Regions from separate parts of the Homo sapiens genome. Here region 1 is linked to region 2. Evidence: chromatin loops called from intact Hi-C (ENCODE). Cell type or tissue: gastrocnemius medialis. All regions are shown on one strand. Each heading gives the region's core, and the rest is flanking DNA. Links, peaks and the distances in the headings are about the cores only. Region 1 overlaps LOC101927025 (a long non-coding RNA gene). Region 2 overlaps LOC101927025 (a long non-coding RNA gene).

What was found. Peaks named below come from ENCODE experiments on the same cell type or tissue, not always from the same donor. Only the 100,000 strongest peaks of a DNase experiment are listed, where the experiment ranks them.
Region 1: it touches region 2 in a loop (3-fold over the local background); 7 of 110 quality-filtered maps call a loop at or near these places.

Annotation. Positions count from the first base shown.
Region 1 is chr15:93,102,107-93,111,773 of GRCh38, forward strand. LOC101927025 (a long non-coding RNA gene) reads left to right here. Exons shown (of 5, transcript XR_007064769.1): 2 at 4,099-4,194; 3 at 5,267-5,411. Among named protein-coding and RNA genes, the nearest start is that of RGMA, 18 kb to the left of the region's middle. RefSeq lists an enhancer at 3,337-4,046 and a silencer at 3,454-3,748. In gastrocnemius medialis, for the core only: no CTCF peak of the experiment used is centred there; no DNase peak of the experiment used is centred there.
Region 2 is chr15:93,153,662-93,163,328 of GRCh38, forward strand. The region is part of intron 4 of LOC101927025 (a long non-coding RNA gene); the gene reads left to right. Among named protein-coding and RNA genes, the nearest start is that of RGMA, 69 kb to the left of the region's middle. In gastrocnemius medialis, for the core only: no CTCF peak of the experiment used is centred there; DNase peaks (open chromatin) are centred at 4,630 and 6,494; H3K27ac peaks cover 956 bases.

The DNA of each region.
Region 1 (9,667 bases), core at 1,022-9,021, 51 kb before region 2:
TCTCCCACAGGCCAGTCATTTGCTATGTCGTGGTAAGGACCATAATCAAGGCAAAAAAAAAAAAAAAAAGATTTTGTTGTTGTTGTTGTTATTCAGTAAACTATCAGCCACAGGAATAGAAAGCAAACACATTTTTCATGGTTGTTTCATGAATTTGGACGAGAGAAAAGGGTGACCAGAAAGCGGACTTTTCCGTGAGGCTTTGACTGTGTGATTTGCTGACTGGTTTATACATGAACATAGTTGCAGGGTTTGGGTAACCACAGTGGCAGGAGAACAGCTGGGATGTGGTCAGCGAGCACATCTCCCAGCCCCATAACAGCACCCACAGAAGCCTGTCCTTGACAACTGAGAGACCTTGGGGCCAGCCGGCTCACGTGCTCCCTTCATGGTGGCTTGGCAGGGAGGGCAAGGCTTACCAACTTCTTTATATCAAGGCTGGATCAGTTTGGAATTTGTTTTGCTATTATTGACTGCGCTCCTTCCCTGCAAACTCTTTCTATATATATCGTAGACTCTGTCTCAGTCCTCATGACCACTGTATGAGGTGGGTAGGAGTATTCCCATTTTCTAGGAAACTGAGGTTCCAAAAGCTAAGTGAATGGATGAACAAGTGGTAGGGTCAGGATTAGAATCCATGTCCACCTGAATCCAAAACCAGTGCATTTTCCACTAGGCATGTGGCTCATTTTCCTTACTGTCTCCTCACCTCTCCTGCTAGGCTTGATGGAGAAACACTATGGGGAGCAAGCTTGTACCCCACTTTCTGCAGCACTGCCAAAGCTAGTGGAGTATGAATGTGGTACTGTCACCTCCAGTCAATGCACCCACTGTCCATAGACAAGCTCTGCCGGTGCATTGTTCTTCTGGTGGGCTCTGCCCACCTTGTGAATCACCGGGAAGCTCAGGGAGACAGTGGATTTCCTAGAGCACTCAGATGAGATTCCAGGAAGTGACTATGTCATACCTGCTGCCAGGGATCTTAGGGTGGTCACCAAAGTTCGAGCCCTTTGGAAGAGATCTCACTGGCTGATATAAATAAATTCTCATAACTCATGCATGGAGGTCTTGTTGTTGAGTTTCCAACCAACAACAGGTTTTAAAGGTTCTCCTAAGAGAGTACCCAGGCATTGAGTCTATTCTACAGATTAGACAAATTCAGCCATGAATGTGGGAATGGGGATACTCAAGGATCTACCCAATGTCTGGAGGATTTGCTTGAGAAGCTCAATTATTTTTTAACAAAAGTGGCCACTAGTATTTTTAAATATGCAGATCATGTTGAGGTTATATATCAGTTAGGGTAAAGCTGGACTGCTACAACAAAGAGACCCAATAATAACCTGACTAAAGTTTATGTATTTCTCATATAACAGTCCAGTAATTTCAATTGCAACAGTCCAGGGTGAGCTTTTGAGACTGGTGGGAGATTCAGCTCCATGTGGTCATTCAGGGATTCATGTTCCTTATTAGTCATTGTTCCACAATAATCCACAATTATTGTGATCTGCATAATTTAAGCTGTGTTACTGCCAAGCCTGGGCTGTAGCCTGTAGGAAAGGTAAAGGGTGTGGAGGAAACAGGGCTCTTCTTGCATCCTTACTTCCTCTCCTGTTAAGTCATATGTGCCCATCTAGCTGAAAGGGAGGCTGGGAAATTAATGCACTTGGGCAGCCATTGTTTTACTGTTAGGAAACAAGGGAGCTTAGATTTTGTGGACAACTAGCAATATTTGGTAGACAACTAGAAGCTGGGTGCATCTCATTGATCTAGCATGGCATAGAAGAGGAAGTGCTGGCTCTGGACCCTGAAGACGTGGGTTCGAATCCTTGCTCTGTCATTTTAAACTGGATAAGCTGCCTCATCTCTCTGACCATGGCTTGCTTCAACTGCTGTGCCTTCCTTAAATAGCAATTGGGAGGATTGTAACACAACAGGTGCTTGATACCTTAGTCATGGTTGCAAGAAATGAAAACCAGCTTGAGTTAGCTTGAGAAAAGGGAGATTTAATTTGAGGTCCAGGTCATCTCAGAGAACCCAAAGGCAGGAATTATAGATGGATCTTTGTAGGGAAGAACTGGAATTTGAAGGCAAAAGGAGGAAAGAGGAGGGAATTTGAGGAGCCCTCAATCCATTAGCAAAAACAGCTGGTACTAACTCCAAATTAAATCCTGACTGCATCTGTTTCTCTCCTGTACCTCCTTCCCTGGTCCAGGTGACCTTTGAGCCTTCTCTGGACTGATGACTGACCGTTCCCTCTGCCTTCATTCTTATGCTCTCAAATCCATCCTTTCACACAAGAGCAAGAGTGAAATTTAGAAACATTAATGAGATATGTCTCCTGTTTGAGACCTGTAGTGTCTTCCTGCAGCAATGCAGAATAAAACCCCAGCTCCTTACCCTGGTTTACCAAGCCCCATGCAATGTGACCTCCCCTCCCTGACTGCATCTGCCACTCTTCCCCTCTTCCACTTTGCTTTAGCCACGTGGTCCAGCTGTATATAAACATATCATTTAAATCTTTCTCCTGCCTCAGGACCTTGGACGACTATTTTCCCTTCCTGGAGAAATCTCGACACTTTGTGCTTTTAGTAATCCACACTTCAGTATAAAATCTTAGAGTGACCTCTATCACGTCAGCCTACTTTAATTCTCTACACAGCCATTAACACAATTTTATAGTTTTCTCACTAATATACTTATTTGTTGTTACCCAATTCCCAGACCCCATCGCCCCAATAAATGCAATCTTTATAAAAGCAGGGAACTGCCTATCTTGATCTCTGATGTATCCTGTTTGCTTAGGAATACTTTTTGAATGAACGGAGTTAATTTAAAAAAATATATGTAACTTTACTGCTTGTAACCCTTTCAAAATTTAACTCTGTATTTTGAACTTCTTTCCACTTCAACGAATACACAATTACTATATGCTCACAGTATTCCATTACTTAGATACCATAACCAATGTAAACAACTTCCTGCTGTTGAATATTTAGTGAATATCCTTATATAGAGACGTCTTTGCACATTCTTCATTATTTCCTAGAATACATTTATACATGTGAAATAATTGATTTAAAGGATAGTCTACTTCTAAGATTTGATATATAAAGCAAAACTGACTTCTAGGGAAACTGCGATTGTTTTTATGTCCTCTGACGGGGCATGAGAGTGCCAGGTTCCCCAGGCCCTCGGAGAAGGACTATTATCATTTTTTATTTTGCCAATCGGATGCACTAAAAATGTCATCTTGTTGTATCAATTCATGTTTTAAAAAATTACCAATGGTGTTGAACATTTTTCTTCTACTTATTGTATTTAATTCTTTTGTTCCTCTCCTTGACTCTTTTTTTAAAATAAGCGCATCATCTTCGCGCGTTATTCTTGGTTATGGGTTTCCTCTTTCATCCTCAGAGACTCACATTTAGGTGGGAGAACATTTGCAAGAATGAGGGAAATTGATTCTTGCCATGCACTCTAAGCTCCCAAGAGGCCCTCTCCTTCCTCACCATTAGAATACAAATTGGCTGCTGGGGAGTGAGGAACCTGTGTGAAGAGAAGTCAACAGTGACTAAGAGGCCGGGCTTTATACAATCCCAGTCACTGGTGCACCCCTCTCAAAGGCTTCCAAACCCTTACAAATTGCTTCTGAATATCAATGGGAATCTCCTGCTTGGCAAACAACTTAGGCATCAGCACCTTTATCAGAATGAAAGTGTTGATTTCTCCATTCTGCAGAACTGCTCAGAGCTGACCAAAGCCAACCAATTACATGGGTATTTATTGAGCACCCAAAGCATTGTAGACTAGTTGGGGAGATGCCTTCCTGGGTCTTTGAAGGACATCTGGAGTGATTTAGGCCTCATCATAAGATATAAGCAAAAGCATTTCCTTCTACAGTTAACACTGGAGCAGGCCACATCACAGGGCCAGCCAAGCTTTGGGCCAAACCTCTATCATCACCAAGATAGAATCAACAGCTTCGGACTTAGACTGAGTATGGAAATCCATATTTAGGAGGTGGTTAACAATGGTCAAATAGCGAAAACAATATTTTTGTTGTTAGTCTTTAATTTTTCTGCTCTTGTTTTTCAGGAAGGTGTGACTTGCAGAGGAGTTGATTCCTTCTTATGTACATTTACTGGAGAAGTTTACAGCAGGAGACTGGGGTCTGAGACACACGCATCTTTGGTGAGAGAAGATGGGGATGCAAGCTAGGTCCCCGTATACGGCTATGGGAGGGGACTGGTACCCCCACTCCAGTGCTCTTAAACAGTGATCGGCTTTCCAGGAAGCTCTACATTGTCAATGAAAGGGCTGTTCTTTACACTTTACTCTGAGGGTTTTTTTTTGTGTGTGCATACGTACACAAGCATGCATAGTCACGAGCAAGCACGACTGTGTGCATGAGTTCAAGTATTCTTTCTGAAAAGAAATGATGAGGCCGGGCGCGGTGGCTCACACCTGTAATCCCAGCACTTTGGGAGGCTGAGGCGTGCGGATCACGAGGTCAGGAGATCCAGAGCATCCTGGCTAACAGGTGAAACCCCATCTCTACTAAAAATACAAAAAATTATCTGGGCGTGGTGGTGGGTGCCTGTAGTCCCAGCTACTCGGGAGGCTGAGGCAGGAGAATGGCATGAACCCAGGAGGCAGAGCTTGCAGTGAGCGGAGATCGTGCCACTGCACTCCAGCCTGGGCGACAGAGCGAGACTCCGTCTCAAAAAAGAAAAAAGAAAGAAAGAAAGAAAGAAAGAAATGATGGTGATAGTAGAAAGTTGTTGTTGTAAAAATATCCTTTTTTTTTTTTTTTTTTTTTTTTGGAGAAAGAGTCTCACACTGTGTCACCCAGGCTGGAATGCGGTGGCACAATCTTGGCTCACCTCAACCTTTGCCTCCCAGATACAAGCGATTCTTCTTCCTCAGCCTCCCAAGTAGCTGGGATTACAGGCACCCACCACCACGCCTAGCTAATTTTTTTGTATGTTTAGAAGAGACAGGGTTTCACCACGTTGGCCAGGCTGGTCTCAAACTCCTGATTTCAAGTGATCTCCCCATCACAGCCTCCCAAAGTGCTGGGATTTCAGGCGTGAGCCACTGTGTCCAGCTAAAAATATCCTTTCCTGGTAAAGTAAAAAGCTTCCAAATGCATGTTTGTCTTTCCAGTTTTTTCCCTGTTATCTGTGAAATCATCCGATCATTAGATCTACTGCTTTTCATGTAACTGTGATGTCCTGTTTTAATGGAAAATTGACTTTTGCAGTGTGCCCCAAAGAATAAAGCCCTCAAAGGATGTGAAGCCTGAACTCACTTCAAATGCTGGAAAGGCCCTTTCCTTAGCTGAGCTGTGGAGGAACCAGGACTCCTGTGGCACTGCCCTAACGAGGAGGCAGTGCTGCCAGATTCAGGTGGGTGTCCCCTCGGGTGGGGCTGGCTGGACTGTGGACAGGAGGCACCATTCAGCCCACAGGAGAAGCTGCCTTGGTGCAGGGGAGGGTCCTGTGATCCAGGGGCCTGAGCAGGTTTGGAGGGAAAGCTGAAGAGGAAAAGTAAGGATGTAAACAAATTAAAAAGCAAAAAACAACCCCATTAAAAAGGAGGCAAAGGACATGAACAGACACTTCTCAGAAGACATCCAGGTAGCCAACAAACATATGAAAAAATGCTCATCTCTAATCTTCAGAGAAATGCAAATCAAAACCACAATGAGATACCATCTTATGCCAGTCTGATTGGCTTTTGCTAAAAAGCCAAAAAATAACAGATGTTGTCAAGGCTGTGGAGAGAACGGGACATTGATACACTGTTGGTGGGAGTGTAAATGAGTGTAGCCTTTGTGGAGAGCAGTTTGGAGATTTCTCAAAGAACTGAGTTGAGCTGCCATTCAACCCAGCAATCCCATTATGGGGTATAGATCCACAGGTAAATAAATCGTTCTACCAAATGAACGCATGCACCTGTATGTTCACTGTAGTGCTCCTCACAATTGCAAAAGCATGGAATCAACATAGGTGCCCATCAATGGTGGATTAGATAAAGACAATGTGGTACATATACACCATGGAATACAGTAGTCATAAAAAGACAAAATCATGGGCCAGATGTGGTGGCTTGTGCCTGTAATCCCAGCACTTTGGGAGGCCGAGGTGGGCAGATCACCTGAGGTCAGGAGTTCAAGACCAGCCTGACCAACATGGTGAAACCCCGTCTCTACTAAAAATTCAAAATTAGCTGGGCGTGGTGGCAGGCGCCTGTAATCCCAGCTCCTCGGGAGGCTGAGGCAGGAGAATCGCTTGAACCAGGGAGGCAGAGGTTGCCGTGAGCTGAGATTGAGCCATTGCACTCTAGCCTGGGCGACAGAGTGAGACTCCGTCTCAAAAAACACCAAAAACCGAAAAACAAAATCATGTCCCTTGCAGCAACATGGATGCAGCTGGAGGCCATTATCCTAAGCAAACTAACACAGGAACAGAAAACCAAATACCACACGTTCTCAGTTATAAATGGGAGCTAAATATTGGGTACACAAGGACAGAAAGTTGGGACCAAAAGACACTGTAGACTACTAGATAGGGAAGGGACGGAGGGAGGCAAGGGTTGAAAAACTACCTATTGGGTACTATAGGAACCTGGGTGATGGGATCATTCATACCCCAAACCTCAGCATCACACAAAATATCTCTGTAACGAACCTGCACATGTAACTTCTGATTCTAAAATATAAGTTCAAAAAGAAAAAAAAATACCCCCGCAACTACCGGTTCACCCCCTCTTCCTCCCTCCTTCCTGGCTTCCTCCGATTATATTCATTTTAAAAATCAGTGGGTCTCCAGGGAAATTATTCAAGGGGCCAATGTATGCCGCCAAAGTTAAATAATCAGAGTCTAGACATTGGTTTTTTAATTTAGGGAACTCAAAAATAAAGCAAAAAGATAAATACAAGTAAAAAGAAGTTTCACTATGTTCCCTGGGGTTAAAAAAAATGCATGGTAGGGAGCTCTGGGAACCCTGAACTGAAAAACATACAGAATCAATTAAATGGATGCAGAGCGATGGCGGGTGATGGCTCCCCGTTGTCTCTTCCCTGTGTCATCATTCTCGCTAATTCTCAGGGCTGGAGACTCTAGAGGTATTATCAGGAGATAAGAGGCCAGTCTCATATTCCTGGGAGAAAAATCCCCGCCGATTTGCAGTAAGATCTTGGATTTGACCTATGACTTTTATGTCACAAAGGATCAGCGATTGCAATTCGGGTAATAGAAGAGGCCAAGTCAGCTTTCTCTTTTTCCTGCCTCCCGTCCTCCCTCCCCGCCTCCAAAGGACAACCTCAATTTGTTTGGAATTATATTTAAGCAGCAACCTGATGAAATACCTACCAGAGGCAAGGGTGGCATCCGCATTCCTTGTGTTATCTGGTCGGACGCCCCCGCAGGCCGTCTAACTTATTCAAAGGCGCGGCTGAGCGTTTGCAGCGCGGTCTGCAGTGAGATTCCAGGCCCCACGTGTCGCACATCGCGGTGGCCGCGCTTGTTTTCATGATGCTGGGGATGCGGGTGTTGTGCTCCTGGAGAGGGGAAGGGCTTGGGAAATGTAACTTACGAATCTTCTTAACGGTTGCCAACAAAACTCCGCAGCTGAGCTGCAAGCACTGGACAAGGGGCGCCCGGCAGCTCCCCCGCAGAGCGCACGGCGGACCCGGGGTTGGGGGTCGGGGGCCCAGCAGTGCCTTCACCCCGGAGGGCTCCAGTCACAGCCCAGAGGGGTCGACCCTCTGGCCTGTGAGTTGCTGCGAGGCTGTGGGCTGGGGAGAGGGATTCTCGAGTTCAAAGGCAAGGCTTGCAGCCACCTGTCGCTGGAGGAGGAACTGGTGGGGACGCCCGGGGAGGGGGTCGGGCTGGGCAGGAAGGGCAGGGACTCTTCCCGAAGGACAGCGGACGGGAGGTGGTTTCTGTAAAATAATACCGAGGGATCCGAGAGCCGACACTTCAGAGCCCCCAGACCCCCTGTCCCTGGGAAGACCAACTAGCAGGAAGTCACGGCCACTTCTAAAGGAGTCGACATTTTGCACGCTTTCACACTGGTTTTAGCACTTTTATGATCTGATTGAAAAGTAGTCGTAAAAAAAAGAAAACCTAAAATTAAAAATTTAGAAAATAGATTCGTGAAGTCATAACAATTTACATACATACAACTGAAAAAGCGCGCTTAGGTGTGCAAGGTGTTTCATGTGCTATGGAAAATGGTGTGCGTGTGGGAGCTGGAGGGTGGGGGGGATGGTCTCTAGACTCCCCGGTCCGTGGCCTACATGTGAGAACCAATAGACTAGAAGTTTAAACAATCAGACTTCTCCCTCTACCTTATGTGAGGGAAACTTCTGAGCTTCCAAATCCATACATTCAGCCCAGATGCAATCGCTGTGTTGAACGCTTGTGTCCAGATGCCTGTGGGCTACATGGATGTCTCACAGGTAAAAATCAACATTTCTAGACTTCTTTCTCTGAGTTAGAGCTGGGAAGTTACTTTGGATGCCTCCCTCTTCCTCAGCAATGCTTCTTCCTGTCTCCTTAGTCACCACATTTGGCAACTTCCTAAAGCATCTCTGGAACCCCACACCCCCACTCTCTGGCCCTTCCCTGTCATAGCCTGGCTCAGGCCTTCCGTGGCCATTGTCAGGGGCTCAAACCACCTTCACTTGACCCTTCTGACGCTCCCATGTGCCATACCATTCCCATGCATAACACCTCTCCCCTAAGAAGATACGCAGCACCAGCAGTCATAAGGGAAATGCAAATCAAAATCACAAGATACCACTACTTACCTAAAGGAATGGCTAAAATAAGAAATAGCAGCAACACCAAATTCTGGCAAGGATGTGGAGAAAACACATTACTCATACATTGCTGTTGGGAATGAGAAAAGGTACAGTCACTTTGGTGGGTGGTTCTTTTTTTTATTTTTGAGATGGAGTCTTACTCTGTCATCCAGGCTGGAGTGCAGTGGCACTATCTCGGCTCACTGCAACCTCTGCCTCCCAGGTTCAAGCGATTCTCGTACCTGAGCCTCCCGAGTAGCTGAGACTACAGGCACTTGCTACCACGCCCATCTAATGTTTGTATTTTTAGTAGAGACAGGGTTTCATCATGTTGGCCAGGCTGATCTCAAACTCCTGACCTCAAGTGATCCTCCTGCCTCGGCTTCCTAAAGTGCTGGGATTACAAGCGTGAGCCACTGTGCCCACCCCCAGGTACAGTCACTTTGCAAAACAGTTTGACAGTTTCTGTAAAAACTAAACAAGTAACTACCACACAACAATTGCATTCCTGAGCATTTACCCCCTGAGAAAGAAAAACTATGTTCACAGAAAAACCTGTACACAGATGTCTACAGCAGCTTTATTCATAATAGCCAAAATCTGTCCTTCACTGGCTCAGAGGTCCTTCGACAGGTGAATAGTTAAACAAACTGTGCTACATCTATACCCTGGAATGCTACTCAGCAACAGGGAGTGGAGTATTGGTACTTGCAACAGATTAGATGACTCTCCAAGAAAAAATGTCGAGTATGGCAAGCCAAACCCAAAAGGTGTATATAATCGTACGATTCCATTTATATAGCATTCTTGAAATGACAACATTTTGCAAATGGAGACCAGATTAGTAGTTGC
Region 2 (9,667 bases), core at 801-8,800:
CTGTTGCCCAGGCTGGAGTGCAGTGGCATGATCTCGGCTCACTGCAACCTCCACCTCCCGGGTTCAAACGATTCTTCTGCCTCAGCCTCCCAAGTAGCTGGGATTACAGGTGTGTGCTACCATGCCTGGCTGATTTTTGTATTTTTAGTATAGATGGGGTTTCACCATGTTGGCCAGGCTGGTCTTGAACTCCTGACCTCAAGTGATCCGCCTGTGTCGGCCTCCCAAAGTACTGGGATTAAAGGTGTGAGCCAGCATGCCCAGCCTAAAACTCTTTCTATCTTAAAAAATATGTATGTGTGCATCTCCAAAAAAATTTACAGCAAGGAATTGGCTTGCCTTATTCTGGGATTGGCCAGTCAAGTCCAAAGTCCACAGGGCAGGAAGGAAGGGCAGCAGAAACTTTCCAGCACAAGTTGATGCTATCCCCAGGGAGAATTTCTTCTATTTCAGGGAAGCCTCTATTCTGCTCTTAAGACCTTTCAACTGATTCCACCAGGCCTGCCCATATTATCTAGGATAATCTTCTTTACTGAAAGTCAACTCACTATAGACTTTATATCACATCTCCAGAATACCTTCCCAGCTACACCCAGCGTAGTGTTTGACCAAATGGCTGGGCAGTAGCCCAGCCATGTTGACACATAAAACTGACCATCACAATATGTGTGTTTATGCACTGAGTCAGGATTAAAAATGAATTTCTGACTGTAAAATATAATTTAAAGAGCTCAGGAGGAAGTCATCTCCTCCTTGTGCCCTCTGTTTTGGAAGCAGACATATTCAGATCTGCCCCTTTCCCTCTGTCATTCGCTCCAGGTTTTTTTATTTTAATTCTTAGAGATATTCCAGCTTCCTCCAAGGGTATAAAGTCGGCCTTATGGAGCGGGGGCACTTGACACACCGGTCACAGGGCTGGGCCACACTGGAAACCAGGGGGTTCTCCCAGCCGAGCTCCAAGAAGGATTCTCGTGGTGGTGTGTGCACAAAAGGAAGAATCTGCTTTCTGTGTATTCCGAGTGAATCCTGAAATTCCAATAAGCAAAGTCCTACAGGAAACAGCAATGCGTAGTCCCTAAGTGGAAAAGCTCACAGTCACACAAAACTTCCAGTCCTATGTCAGAAAATCTCTAAGGAACCAATCTGAGTAGGCTACGAAGAGTGTTGCCTCCTCCCTGCAGTTTCTCATCACTCCTTCTACTGTCCGGGTTTCCTGGGTTGTTTTATAAAGGCACAGCTGACTCATAATTCCCAAGCTGAAGCTACTTCTAGGGAAGGAATATACGACATCCTGGATAAACAAAGAAGTCATACATTGTTAATGTACAGAATAGGAAAGCCATGTAGGTGGAGCATCTTCAAATTATGTGTCTTCCTGAGGGAGCAAATCATTCTATAAACACTGGTGAGCCAGGCCACATTCGAGGGGCTGGGGATATAAAGGTGACCAAGATGTGCCTACAAGGAGAAAGACAGCTGTGGACTGAATGCTTGCATCTCCCCCAAATTCACATGTTGAAACTAATCCCCAAAGTAATGGTATTAGGCAGTGGGGCCTTTGGAAGGTGATTAGGTCACAAGGGCAATAGCCGTCATGAATGAGATTAGTGCCTTATGAAAGAGGCTCCAGGGAGCTGCCTTACCCCTTCTACTACATGAGGATGCAGCAAGAAGACACCATCTATGAACCAGAAAGCTGACCCTAAACCCCACAAGACACTGAGTTTGCCGGTGCCTTGATCTTGGACTTCCCAGCCTCTAGAGTTGTGAAAAATTAATTTCTGCTGCTTACACCCAGCTAATTTTTTGTATTTTTAGTAGAGATGAGGTTTCACCATGTTGGCCAGGCTGGTCTCGAACTTCTGACCTCAGATGATCTGCTTGCCTTGGCCTCCTGGAGTGCTGGGATTACAGGCATGAGCCACCACACCTGGCCTATAAGCAATTATTTTTAACCCGTGTCATGTCTGTAAGTACACTTGAAAGTTGTGCAGAACAGTTTGTCCATGAAGACATGTGACATCTCTGTCTCCTGGCCGCTAAATGCCATTAGCCCTGTGGCCCTGATATGGTTTGGATCTGTGTCCCCATCCAAACCTCATGTTCAGTTGTCATCCCCAGTGTTGTAGGTGGGGCCTGGTGGGAGGTGATTGGACCATGAGGGTGGATTTCTCATGAATGGCTTAGCACCATCTCCTCTGTGCTATTCTCCGCAACAGTGAGTGAGTTCTCACGGAATCTGGTCGTTTAGAAGGGTGTGGCGTCTCCCCCATCTCTCTCTCTTGCTCCTGCTCCAGCCATGTGAGAAGAAAGCTCCCCCTTTGCCTTCCACCATGACTGGAAGCTTCCTGAAGTCTCCCCAGAAGCAGAAGCTAATATGATTCCTGTACAGCCTGCAGAACCATGAGCCAATTAAAATTCTTTTCTCTATAAATTACCTAGTCTTAGGTATTTCTTTTTTTTTTTTTTTTTTGAGACGGAGTCTCGCTCTGTCTCCCAGGCTGGAGTGCAGTGGCGCAATCTCGGCTCACTGCAAGCTCCGTTTCCCAGGTTCACGCAATCCTCCTGTCTCAGCCTCTCGAGTAGCTGGGACTACAGGCGCCCACCACCATGCCTGGCTAATTTTTTTTGTATTTTTAGTAGAGACGGGGTTTCACTATGTTAGCCAGGATGGTCTCAATCTCCTGACCTCGTGATCCGCCCTCCTCGGCCTCCCAAAGTGCTGGGATTACAGGCGTGAGCCACCGCGCCTGGCTAGTCTTAGGTATTTCTTTATAGCAATGCAGGAATGGTCTAATACACCTTCTTTCATCATTATGACAATGAAAAAACTCCCACATTTCTAGTATGTCCCTTGTTATGAGTTTCTGCCCTTGTTGAGAACAACTGCTCTGGATGGGCACACAAAGCATCTAGACAGGACTGATTATGGACTCAAGATCTAAAAAAGAAAATGATACGATCTTTTAGTGAGAGAAAGTAGATAAAACAGATAATAGGGAATGAGAGGGCAAATTATGAATATTTATTGATACCACATATTAATTAGAATGTTTTGGGCTGCAAGTAAAGAACATTCATTTAGAGCAGGCTTGAACAATAAAGAAAGGCATTGTGGCACAAATAGGATGTTGAGAAGTACAGAGTGTGACCAACTGACTCTGGGCAAACTCTGGAGCCGGACTAGCTAGGTTTGCACCCTAGACCCACCATTTACCAGCTAGTTATATTGACTTAGGCAAGTTACTTAACTTTTCTCTGTTTTGGTTTTATCATCTGCACAATGGGATTAGAAGTATATCCACCTCATAGGTCTAAGTGATTTAATATAAAAGTACAAGTGCTTCAGATCAGTGCTTGTATTTTTCGTATTTTTAGTAGAGATTTTGTATTTTTAGTAGAGATGGGGTTTCACAATGTTGGCCAGGCTGGTCTTGAACTCCTGACCTCAGTTGCTCTGCCCACCTCAGCCTCCCAAAGTGCTGGCATTACAGGTGTGAGCCACTGTGCCTGGCCGATTATAAGCATTTCTTTTTTTTTTTTTTTGAGACAGAGTCTTGCTCTGTCGCCCAGGCTGGAGTGCAATGGTGCGATCTCGGCTCACTGCAAGCTCCGCCTTCTGGGTTCACGCCATTCTCCTGCCTCAGCCTCCTGAGTAGCTGGGACTACAGGGGCCCGCCACCACATCCGGCCAATTTTTTGTATTTTTAGTAGAGACAGGGTTTCACCGTGTTAGCCAGGATGGTCTCTATCTCCCGATCGTGATCTACCCACCTTGGCCTCCCAAAGTGCTGGGATTACAGGCATGAGCCACCGCGCCCGGCCCATTATAAGCATTTCTAAACGTACATAAGGAAGATTTAAAAAGTCCTGCTATGTGCTCAAAGGGCACAGGCCGGGTGGGGAAACAAATGAGGTGAGAGATCCTGCACTCAAGCCGTGGTGTTTTTTTTTTTTTTTTTTTTATACTTTAAGTTCTAGAGTACATGTGCACAACGTGCAGGTTTGTTACATATGTATACATGTACCATGTTGGTGTGCTGCACCCATTCGCTCGTCATTTACATTAGGTATTTCTCCTAATTCTATCCCTCCCCCCTCCCCCGACCCAAGCCGTGGTTCTTAAAGCATCTGAGCTCGAAGACCAGCTTTAACACTTCCAGTCCTTGGTGGACAGTTCTATGGTCCTCACACATGACTAGTTGCAGCTAGGAGGGCCTCTGCTGGGAGTTCAATGCGCAAACTGGTCTACACCCTGTTCAATGAGCTGGGCACGTTGATGGGATGCTTAGGTACTGTGGCAATTTGAAAGTGCTATGCAAGTTCCTGAATTCTTATCCTCAATTTGTGGGCCAGTTAGAACAGGTCGCAGCAGCACTGGTCCAATGTTCCTTTAAGTAACCTTGCACTAGGGAAACTTCTAGCGAATTTGTACCCCTATAGTTTTCTTCCAGTTTCTTTCTTACACACAGACTCTTTTCTTCTAGAGGGGTTCCAAGTGACTTCGTCCCCTCCTGGGCTCAGCTGTGGCTTCTGAGCTCTCCAGCAAAGCCAGGCTCCCATTGAGAGACAAATCCAGAGCCTTGTGGACAGGTGCTTGGCAGGCACCCTGCCTGCAGGGCCACGCCCTCCTGCACAGCCATGCGTAGCCTCAGCTCCAGTTCCCTGACCTCCATGGACGCTCCGACACTCGGCAAAGAGACCAGTCAGGGGACCAGGGAAAGAGGCAGAGTGGGGAGCTTCCGGGCCCTCAGGCAAGCAGCGGCTAGGTGAGGACAGTTACCAAAATGGTAATCATAGCCAGGGGCTGGAAAACCTTTCTTGAGATGTAGCAGTCAAACCACATAGTTGTTAAATGACCATAACTATGTCTTAAATAATCAGTTCAGCTGGTCTCTATTTAACATAATAGCTGCCTATTAAACCTAGATTAAGTACAGAGTTCAACATCTCTAGGACACAGAAACCCCAAAATGACTGCCAAACCCAGAATGAAACCTCTGGCTGGAAGGAGCCGCAAATGTGTCCACCTGGCCTGGGTGTGTTCTGGTCTGGAGAATGCGGAGTCCGCATCCCACTGCCCAGCTGTCTGTGCTTGAAGAATAATATTTCCCAGGGCTGGGGCAGGGCGGGGGACAAGCTTTGGAATACATTTCAATCCTGATTATATCTCACGACTGCTTTAGTCTTGTAGACATTTCTGAACATGTCAGAAATACAGAAACACCTCCAAGAAGCACTGTGAGGCCTGTATGGCCTCGAATATACCAGATGATGGCAAATTCTGCCTCTTCTTTCTAGCCCCATTCCCCTGGCGTAGAAAGGTCCTTACCTACACTCAGGGCTGCAGTAAGAGCCCCCCACCCTTCTTCCATCCTCTATCCTGCCACTATTCACTGATTTATTCATCCATTCACTCACTTGGCCGGGCGCGGTTGCTCACGCCTGTAATCCCAGCACTTTGAGAGGCTGAGGCGGCTGGATCACGAGGTCAGGAGATCAAGACCACCCTGGCTAACATGATGAAACCACATCTCTACTAAAAAAATACAAGAAATTACCGGGCGTGGTGGCGGGCACCTGTAGTCCCAGCTACTCGGGAGGCTGAGGCAAGAGAATGGCGCGAACCCGGGAGGCAGAGCTTGCAGTGAGCCGAGATCGCGCCACTGCACTCCAGCCTGGGCAACAGAGCGAGACTCCGTCTCAAAAAAAAAAAAAACCAAAACAAAGAACATCCATTCACTCACTCATTCATTCATTCCAGAAATAATTTCTGTGTACCCACTATGTGCTGAACACTCAGGTAGCAAGACAGTGGCAGCAAAAACAGACCCCCAAGGGCTGATATTTTGGTGGGAGAGGCTGCCACTGTTCAGAGTGGTCTTTCTAAAAGGCAGTCTGTCCCCTGTTCTCTCAGCCTCCAGGAATAAAAGGTCCTGTTTATCTCTCTTTGCTTATTTCATGCCTCCGCCTTCTTCCTTTGGGAGCCAGCCCGTACATCCAGTAAGTGATGTTCCTCAGCTCCTTCTGGGGACCACCTGCATAAACATTACCTGGGATGGTAGTTAAACATGCATACTCCCAAACCCCTCTCCAGACCTAGGGAACTGGAATTTTTTTCTTGGTTGGGCTGGAGAACCAGCCCTTTCATTTGAATCAGGTTCCACGGGTGACTTGGCTGCATGCTGAGGTTGGCGAGTGACCACTGACTAGTGTTTCCGAGTGTTTGCCACATTCAGGCTTTGTTCCACGCCTCCCTCTGCCTAAATGTGGCCTGGTCCCCTTGATCTGCTTGGGGACACTTATCTGTCAAGACTCAGCTCAGTGTCACGGCTTCAGTGGCCTTTCCTGACCCTCACCCGCAGCAGAGTTGGTGGTTCACTCCCAGTGTCCGGTTTCTTCCCTCCGAGGCACATACTTGTAAAGGCCTCCACCAAAGCCCCCTGGGCATTCAATCAATGCAGAGTTCTGTGTATACAGCTGAGCCCTCTAAAGCTGGAGTCCCCGAGGGCCAGTGGGCTCCTCTCCATATCCCAACCCCTAGGTGGGACCAGCCTTCCCCAGCTCCCCACAGCTGGCTGCAAAGTGAGGCAAGGGCTGCAGTGTTGAGGACAGCCATGAAAAGAGGAGGTTCCATTCCTGCCTCCCTGGCTGTTCTCCAGTCTTTTTTTTTTTCTTTTTTTTCTTTTTGAGATGGAGTCTTGCTCTGTCACCCAGGCTAGAGTGCAGTGGCGTGATCTCAGCTCACTGCAGCCTCCACCTCCCGGGTTCAAGCGATTCTCCTGCCTCAGCCTTCCGAGTAACTGGGATTACAGGCGCCCGCCACCGTGCCCAGCTAATTTTTGTATTTTTGGTAGAGACGGGGTTTCACCATCTTGGCCAGGCTGGTTTTGAACTCCTGACCTCGTGATGCACCCGCATCGGCCTCCCGCAGTGCTGGGATTACAGGCGTGAGCCACTGTACCCGGCCTCTCCAGTCTCTTAATCCCCATCACCACAACCTCAGGAGGGCTATCGTTGTTTTGATTTTCACCATAACTGGATTTTTCCTCTGCTGGAGGAGACTGGCAAAGCTAAGTATCCCTCGAAGTCCAGGACAAACAACGAACATCATCTATTCTCTATAAGGAGAGTTTCATTCAAATGGCAGGAAACTGTTCTTGTGGGATGGCTTGGCTCAGTTATTTCAAGCTTGGTTTTCTTTTGTGGGGTGGAGTTAGAGCTCATCTCTTGCTGCCTGTCAGAAAACTCTTCCTGAGAGTGTAGGAATTACTGTGTCGTGTGGATGACCAGATTGTTAAGGGTAAGAGCGAGAAACGACCAATGTCAGTGATACAATCAATTTTTTGCTTTCCACATTTTAAAATCAAATTCATTTGCTCTGTATAATAGACTGGACACATGTTTTCTTAGTTCGTCCATTTACTCACTTGTCTGGGAAGATCTATATTGGGGGGCAATTTTTGCTTTATTGAGAAGATAATGTAATCCATAATGAGAAATTTTCCGTCTTCACGCTTGTGCTGGGGACGGCAGGAGGCTGTGAATCGCTGATGGAGATGGATGGAGCCTGCTGTCCTTCTGAGTCCTGCGCCATGCTTGCCGGGGGCGGGAGTCACAGCCCCCAACTCAACTGTGTGAGCCGAAACCTGGCTTTTTCCAAGCATTTTGTTATGAATGCTAGATTCAAGGCACAATTTTTAGTTCTTATTTTTCTTTAATCCAACAGGAGGTTAACGTGTAGTCTTTGTAGTCAGACAACTTGGTTTCAAATTCTAGTTTGACCTCTTACTAGCTGTGTATTTGTGGACAAGTAACCTAACCTTTCTTTTCTGTGGTTTCCTGAAGGATAAATTGGGGGACCAAAATACTACCTTGCTGTCAGAGTTGTTGCGGGGATGATGATGATGATTTTTGAGACAGGGTCTCCCTCTGTTGCCCAGGCTGGAGTGCAGTGGCACCATCTTGGTTCACTGCAGCTTGGACCTCCCATGCTCAAGAGATCCTCCAGCCTCAGTCTCCCTAGTAGCTGGGACTATAGGCACGTGCCACCACGCCTGTCTTATTTTTGTATTTTCTTGTAGAGATGGGGTTTTGGTATTTTGCCAAAGGTGGTCTCAAACTCCTGGGCTCAAGCGATCTGCCTAACTCAGCCTCCCAAAGTGCTGGGATTCCAGGCATGAGCTCTTGGTCTATTGTGAGGATTGAATGAGATGGTGTGTGTTGTAAAGGTCTTAGCATGGGGCCTTGTCCTCAGTGGCTATTTTGTTTTGACAACACTCTCTTCCTTTATCTCCTGTTTGTTCTTTCTCAGTATCCTTTCTTGGCATTTTGTCTCTATTTGCCACTAAAACATGGACTTTCCTGAGGGTTCTATCTTTAACCTGTTTTTTTCCTTTCTTCTTATTTAGCACATGGTTTTAGGGGCGATTAAACTTAATCCTGTGGTGGCCAATGCTTCTCTCCTTGGTTATCACCCCCAGGGCTGGGCTTTCAGCTCAACTCCTCTGTTCCAAAGTTCGGACCACTTTGCTAAAGGCCTGCTGGGCATCTCCATGTGGCTGTTTCATGGGCACCTCCACGTCTGAAGTCATCTTACCATCACAGCCCCCTCCCCACCAGACACACTCAGCTGTCTCTTCTTTCTTGGGTGTCTAGTTCACAGTTATTTTGTTGCGGGACAATCAAAGACAGGAGAGACCGAACAGAGTGAGTTCAGGAAAGGTCTTTATTAAAAGGTGATCACCTGGCTCAGTAGGACCAGCATCCAGGAAAGTCTGAGCCCCGGACAAAGAAAGCAGCCACCTTTTAAGTAGTCGGTGGCCGGGAGCTACATGATGCAGGAAGTGTACTTACAGAATCGAGAACGAAGGCAGTTGATGAGTCTTTTACATTTATCTATACTGTATGTTCCACATCCCTGGGAAACCATGTTTCTGTATCAACCTTGTAACTTTGCAGCTGAGCTAGGGGGGTGAAGCAGGAACTCGCTGAGCCTCAGGGAGGGTGAAACTGGGGAGTACAGATAGGGCTCGCTGACACAGAAGGAAAAACAGGCAGTTAGTATTCTTCTCCAGCTTAGACTACGGGGGGCGCTACACTACACTTAGCTTTTGAAGGAAAAAGTAAAAATTGTTGGTGGTCTTTGATTATACTTGTAAAATTCATGAAGTCCTTCTTCAATTTCACATTCTGGACATTGCCTTTGAACATGTGTCAATCAATTAATGTCTCTCCTAAAAATGAAACTATTAATTAACATATGACCTTTAATTTTTTTTTCTTTCTTTGAGACGGAATCTCGCTTTGTCACCCAGGCTGGAGTGCAGTGGTGCGATCTCGGCTCACTGGAAGCTCCGTTTCCTGGGTTCACGCCATTCTCCTGCCTCTGCCTCCTGAGTAGCTGGGACTACAGGCGCCCGCCACCATGCCCGGCTAATTTCTTTTTTTTTTTTTTTGTATTTTTAGTAGAGACAGGGTTTCACTGTGTTAGCCAGGGTGGTCTCGATCTCCTGACCGAGACGGGGTTTCACTGTGTTAGCCAGGATGGTCTCAATCTCCTGACCTCGTGATCTGCCCGCCTCGGCCTCCGGAAGTGCTGGGATTATAGGTGTGAGCCACCTCGCCGGGCCGACCTTTAATAATTTTTAAAAAGGCAAACAGGTGA